Linked DNA regions of Homo sapiens: region 2 is linked to region 1. Evidence: read pairs that join two places in POLR2A ChIA-PET (ENCODE). Cell type or tissue: Caco-2. All regions are shown on one strand. Links, peaks and the distances in the headings refer to the core of each region. The heading gives the core; the rest is flanking DNA.

The links. ChIA-PET counts read pairs that join two places held together with the same protein. Peaks named below come from ENCODE experiments on the same cell type or tissue, not always from the same donor. Only the 100,000 strongest peaks of a DNase experiment are listed, where the experiment ranks them.
Region 2: POLR2A ChIA-PET joins it to region 1 with 14 read pairs; 2 of 35 experiments call an interaction of 5 or more read pairs at or near these places.

What each region holds. Positions count from the first base shown.
Region 1 is chrX:18,881,846-18,884,761 of GRCh38, reverse strand. No RefSeq gene overlaps it. Among named protein-coding and RNA genes, the nearest start is that of PHKA2-AS1, 7.0 kb to the left of the region's middle. In Caco-2, for the core only: no CTCF peak of the experiment used is centred there; a DNase peak (open chromatin) is centred at 1,341.
Region 2 is chrX:18,619,111-18,622,026 of GRCh38, reverse strand. CDKL5 (cyclin dependent kinase like 5) reads right to left here. Exons shown (of 18, transcript NM_001323289.2): 16 at 2,061-2,160. Among named protein-coding and RNA genes, the nearest start is that of RS1, 52 kb to the left of the region's middle. In Caco-2, for the core only: no CTCF peak of the experiment used is centred there; a DNase peak (open chromatin) is centred at 1,476.

The DNA of each region.
Region 1 (2,916 bases), core at 230-2,729:
TCAGTTTCTTCCTCTGTGAAATGGGATGGTGATTATATAAACCATCTTCATGTGGTGGTTCTAGAGATTAACAAGCTAATGGACATAACAGTAACAATACCGTGTATGTAATGAGGTCATGATCACGTTTGTACACCCCTGGCACTGGCACAGTCTCAGCAGACAGAGGCTGCTGCCACTCCCCCACCCCACGGTGGCGCTGGCCTAGGTCTGCAGGCTCCAGATCATCCCGGAGGGCCCAGGGTGTGTCTGAAGGTAAGCATTGGATCAGACAGGTGACATTTGAGCTGCGTGGCCATGGATAGCAAGTCACTCTCTGAGCCTCATTTCCTCATTGGTCAAATGGGGATGACGATGCTCATGGTGGAAGATTCTGGAGGACTGTTAAGAATAAGCTAGGGGGATACATCCATTTTAAACAGAGCAAGAGAGAGTTCTGTGAGGACTCCAGCCTGGCACACCTGGGAGGAGCCCAGTTCAACGTCAAGGGTGTTGAAATCAGCGCCGCCCCGAGCAGGGCTCTGCTATACGGACCAAGGACAGAGCAGAGCAGACAGAGGCAGGAGGTGGCACTTTGAGGAGAGAAGCGAAGAGCATAAAGGCCCTGTCTTCATCCTTCACCTATCTCTGGATTCCTTCTTCCTCTTGACACTTGCCGCCCAAGGGCCTGGGGTTGCAAAGGGGTGCGGAGCCTCCTGCCCTCACTTGGGAGAAGCCTGTCTGCCCTTAGAAGAAGGGAGAGAGCCGGGGATGGGGGATGCCCCTAGGGGAGGCTGAGGAGCAGGGCTTGCCTTTTGTCTGACCCACTCGGGACCCACCAGGGCAGGCAACCAGGGAGGGCTTGGGTCCAGGGAGCTGGCAATAAGTGGTGCCACTTCGCTGGAGGTGTCACTGCTACACAGCAGCCTGAGACTGCAAGAGCTGCCTGGCACGCTGGGTGGTTCAGAGCGTGGCACTGGGGCTGGCACTGGTCTGTCTGGGCCACATCCAGGGCCACCACCTCTGTACTTGGGCTTAGTGAGAGCACTTGTACCTCGCATGGCTGTCACAAGATTGAGTGTGACATATTTTTAAAGTGCTTGGATACTACTTGGCACATAGTAAGTGCTAAATAAATGTTTGTGTAATAAAAAAAAGATAGTGGGGATAAAGCTGCTGGAACAGAGCAAATATTCAATGAATTCCTCTGAGAAAGCCTCCGAATCCCTTTTCTCCCATGCTGTCCTCTCGACAGCCAGCCTCCCGCTACCTGGGAGACACTCAGGTGCTGAAGTGTTCCAGGAAAGAAGCCACAGGGTGCGGGTCACTCCCAGTTCTCCCTGGAATGTTTGCATTTCACAAGTCACATGCAAGTTTCGGTGAAAGCTCTGACTTGTGGAATTCTCAGCCCCTGAGCTGGCCAGTGTGATGGGGAAAGGGTCCTTAACTCCCAACTGTCATCTTCTCTGCCTATGTGCAGGCCGCACTGCCTGGGATCTGCGTTCTGATAACCTGTCTCCTCCCAGGACTCTAAAAGGCAGGAATGGCTGGGTGCAGTGGCTCGTGACTGTAATCCCAGCACTTTGGGAGGCCAAGATGAGGTGGGAGGATCGCTTAAGCCCCGGAGTTCCAGACTAGCCTTGGCAACATAAGGAGACCCTATCTCTACAAAAAATGAAAAAAAAAAAAAAAAAAACCCCACCTGGGCATGATGGCAGACACCTGCAATCCCAGTTACTCAGGAGGCTGAGCTGGGAGGATCACTTGAGCCCAGAGGCAGAGGCTGCAGTGAGCCATGATCATGCTACTGCACTCCAGCCTGGGCGACAGAGCGAGACTCCATCTCAAAAAAATTAAATTAAAATAGCAGGCAGGATCACACAAGAGGACAAATTCCTCAGTAATCTCTCAGGATACTTTCAGCTGTCCATCACAGCTACCCAGCCTGTCAGTGGCTCAAACAATAAAGACATTTCTCACCCTATGTAAGACAACGACTGCAGCTGGGAGGTTGCAGAGTTGGTTCAGTGGCTCAACAATGCCACGAAGGACCCATGCTCTTCCTGTCTTTCTTCTCCATCAACTTCAGAGTGGCGCTTTCTTTTCTCATGGTTACAAGATGGCTGCCACAGCTCCAAGCATCACATCCTTAAAGGACAACATCCCAACCAAGGAGGGAGAGTCAGGGCTTTCTTCTTTAGCTTTTGGCTTCTCTCTCTCTTGCTCCAGTCTTTTTCTCACTCCCTCGCTCCCTCTCCACCCCTCTCTCCCCCTATCAACCCATTCCAGGTAGGGAAGTCTCTCCTAGAAGCCCTCTGGCAGACTTTTCCTTAATTCGAAATGCCCAGGACTGAGTCATATGCCTGTTTAACACTAATCACTGGCAAGCGCAATAAGGATTAACAGGATGGATTTCTAAGTCTGGAACCATCGTGGGCCTTGCAAGGTTGGTGGGGCACCTTTGGAGACCTCACTTGTCAAATATCTGCAACAAACTCGGGGTCCTGTTAGTGGGGAAGAAGGGAGATGGCTGCTGGGCAACCTTGAGTCTGCCAGGAGCACTTAGCCTCCTGGGTCATGGTCATGGCCTCTTTCTATGCTTCCTGAAGTTTCTTATGCCTTGTCCAGGGCCCCTTGCATCAGTCCTGGGCTGGGAGAAGGCAGGCTAGGGGACCTGGCAGCACGGGCAGGTCTAAGGTCCAACAAAAATATCCCCACAAAGAAGCCGGAGGTTGCACTCTGAGGGATGGGGCTCACGCAATCCTCCCACCTCGGCCTCCCAAAGTGCTACAATTATAGGCTTAAGCCACTGAGTCCAGCCCTTGGTAAGATTTTTGATTGTCTTCAAAGAGTAATCAAAACCAAAGCAAAAGAGCAAATATACATATTTATATATAATATTTATTATATATATCATATATGATATGATATATGATA
Region 2 (2,916 bases), core at 107-2,606, 260 kb after region 1:
TCCTACTTTCTACCACTTAATCACCCCACAATGCCAGGAGACCTGTGGTTTAGAACAAAAACCACAAAATAAAAATAACAGTGGTCAGGAGGTAGCCAAAGTTTAACGCTCATGATAGAGAAACATGTTCTACAGACAATGATAAAAGTTTTATTAACACTTTAAACATTTTAAGTATTCCTATGTTAAATCAGGTCTATTTGTTCACCCAGTTTAAGTAACAATTATAGTAGTATCTGACTGAGTGGCATTTTGATTTGACACTTTAAAAGTAAGCTTCAGTTAAAAATATGGGCAGTTTTTTTAATGACTACTTCAGAAATATTATGCAGCCATTAGGATTGAAGATAATAAAGTATTTGTAGTAACATACATATTCTGTGCATGTAGATATAGATAGATAAACTGTTAAAAGCCAGAATACAAAATCGTACTAAAAGGATTGCTCTAATTTAAAACTTAAAAAACAAACAAACAAAAAAAAACCCCACCTTCTTGCCACAAACATATGCATAGGCTAAACAGCTGGAGGAAAATATACCAAAATCCTAATACTAGTTGTGGTAGGGTATTAAGATTTAAAACGATCTTTTTCTTTTTCTCAAATTTTCTATAATGAACTCATATTTATTTTATAAGGAAATACATAAATTTAACAAGCAAGCAAGTGAAAGAATGATCTAGAAAGATTATCTAGGAAGGTATTTGTTAACATTTCTAGAACATCTGTGAGATAAAAATGCTTACTTCAGGTTATTTATACACATTGCTATGAACATCTACCTAATCTACTTCCCATTGAGTCATAATTCTATAATTTTCATAATAGAAAGGGCCTCAGAAACACTGGGTCTAATCTACTAAACTTATAGATGAAATCAGTGAAGTCCATCTGAACAGGCCATTTTGATTGTGTCTTTTTCCTCTTCAAATAAATAAGAATAAATTACGTATGAAGTAAAACTAGAACCAAAACCATTCAAAATGGCTAACTAGGCCAGGCACAGTGGCTCATGCCTAGCACTTTGGGAGGCCTAAGTGGGCAGATTGCTTGAGCTCAGGAGTTCGAGACCAGCCTGGGCAACATGGTGAAACCCTGTCTCTACAAGAAATACAAAAAATTAGCTGGGTGTGATGGCGTGCACCCAGTTATTTGGGAGGCTGAGGTGGGAGATCACTTGAGCCCAGGAGGTAGAGGTTGCAGGGAGCTGAGATCATGCCACTGCACTCCAGCCTGGGCAACAGGGTGAGACCCTGTCTCTAAAATAAATAAATAAATAAAAACGGCTAACTCTACCTTGTTTAGCCTTGAAGTTGTCATAAAGAAAAGGGGGATGCAGCCTCATCTAGGGGAAGAACTACTCCTGCTGCTGTCCTACAGGCCGGGTTTCCCCAAGGTTCTCATGTCACTAAACCAGCAGGATCCTTGCTTGGGTGGTTCAGTGAAGTGATGTGAACGGTCCCATGGAGCCAGCTCTTTGTTCAGGCAAAGGGCTCCCAGGAGATAAGGTGCATTCCAACCCACAGCGCGATCAAAAGGCAAACATATTTTCCTTCTAACGCAAGCCCTAAAATCCCAGATACGATCTTTGTGACTATATAACTCAGAAACACACCTGGCAACGTAGGAATTCTGTAACCAGCCAGGAGAGAATAAGGAATGATGGTTATTTACAAATTTCAACATTTAAAAGTAAACCAAAACCCATTTCCTAAGTTTATGCATATCTTTAAATCCCCAGAGAGAAACAAATCCTGTGTCTTCAAAGTTTTTACATTAATATAAGCCCACATAGATAAGAAGTATATTGAGAAAGGCTTAAAGTGTTCTCTGTCATCCAAATTAAATTTCTTCTATTCCTGGAGATTCTGTTGAATGTAGAAAAGGCTCTGTTGAGAGGATAGTTGTAAAGAATTTCAGAAAGAGACATAATACAGTGCAAAAATGTCAAGTCTCAATAAGAAAACAATCAACTTTGATTGCCAAGTGCAAAGTGTAAAGTATCCATTGAATAATGCAGAAACATGTTATTATATATAGAAACTGGTCATCTACTTACTGTTTGAGATTTCTTCTTTTTCTTTTTCATTGACCTGAAAAATCCTTGCTTCTCTTTTTCCTTGAGTTGCTCTGAATGACTAATATTTTCAGGACTTTTCCTAAATGAGAAGACATTTTTATCATATTGATTTTTCAATCATTTTCTTGCCATTGTGTGACAAATATAATAAGGACTGAAAATGCATGACACTAGGTTCCTATAGCCGGGAAGAATCAAACACTTGGGTAAAGAGCCTCTAAAAAAGCACAGGAGGAACTAAATTTAATCAACCATGGTTAGTGATTATCCTCTGGCACAGGCTCACTCAAAAGAGCAATTTGAGCATTATATGACCTGTAACTGTTGCTGCAAGACTATTTCCATGCTGTTGAAGACCTCAGAGTTTGAGATTATGAAAAGTACACAGCTTAAAGGATGGCTTTTCTGTAACTCTACAAGGGAAAGAGCAAAACATTTTCAACACCTACCTTCATTTTTCTATTTACCTTTTAAAAACCAGCTCGACAAGTTTATTATTAGCGACTTGTCAAGATACTGAACATAAAGATCAATACAGCTATAAAAACATCTTGAATGAAAGTAAAAATTTGCCAGAAACTGGAAATATCCTACTTATTAAACCTTTTATGTATTTATTAAAACTAAATAAAAATAGTTAAGAAAAAAATGTAGGGACAGGTGCAGTGGCTCACACCTGTAATCCTAGCACTTTGGGAGGCTGGGACAGGATCGCTTGAGGTCAGGAGTTTTAGACCAGTGTGGGCAACACGGCAAGACCCTGTTTCTTTAAAAAAAAAAAAAAAAAAGCTTTCACGGGGCGGGGGGAAAAGCTTCTAACTGAAAATACTGACAT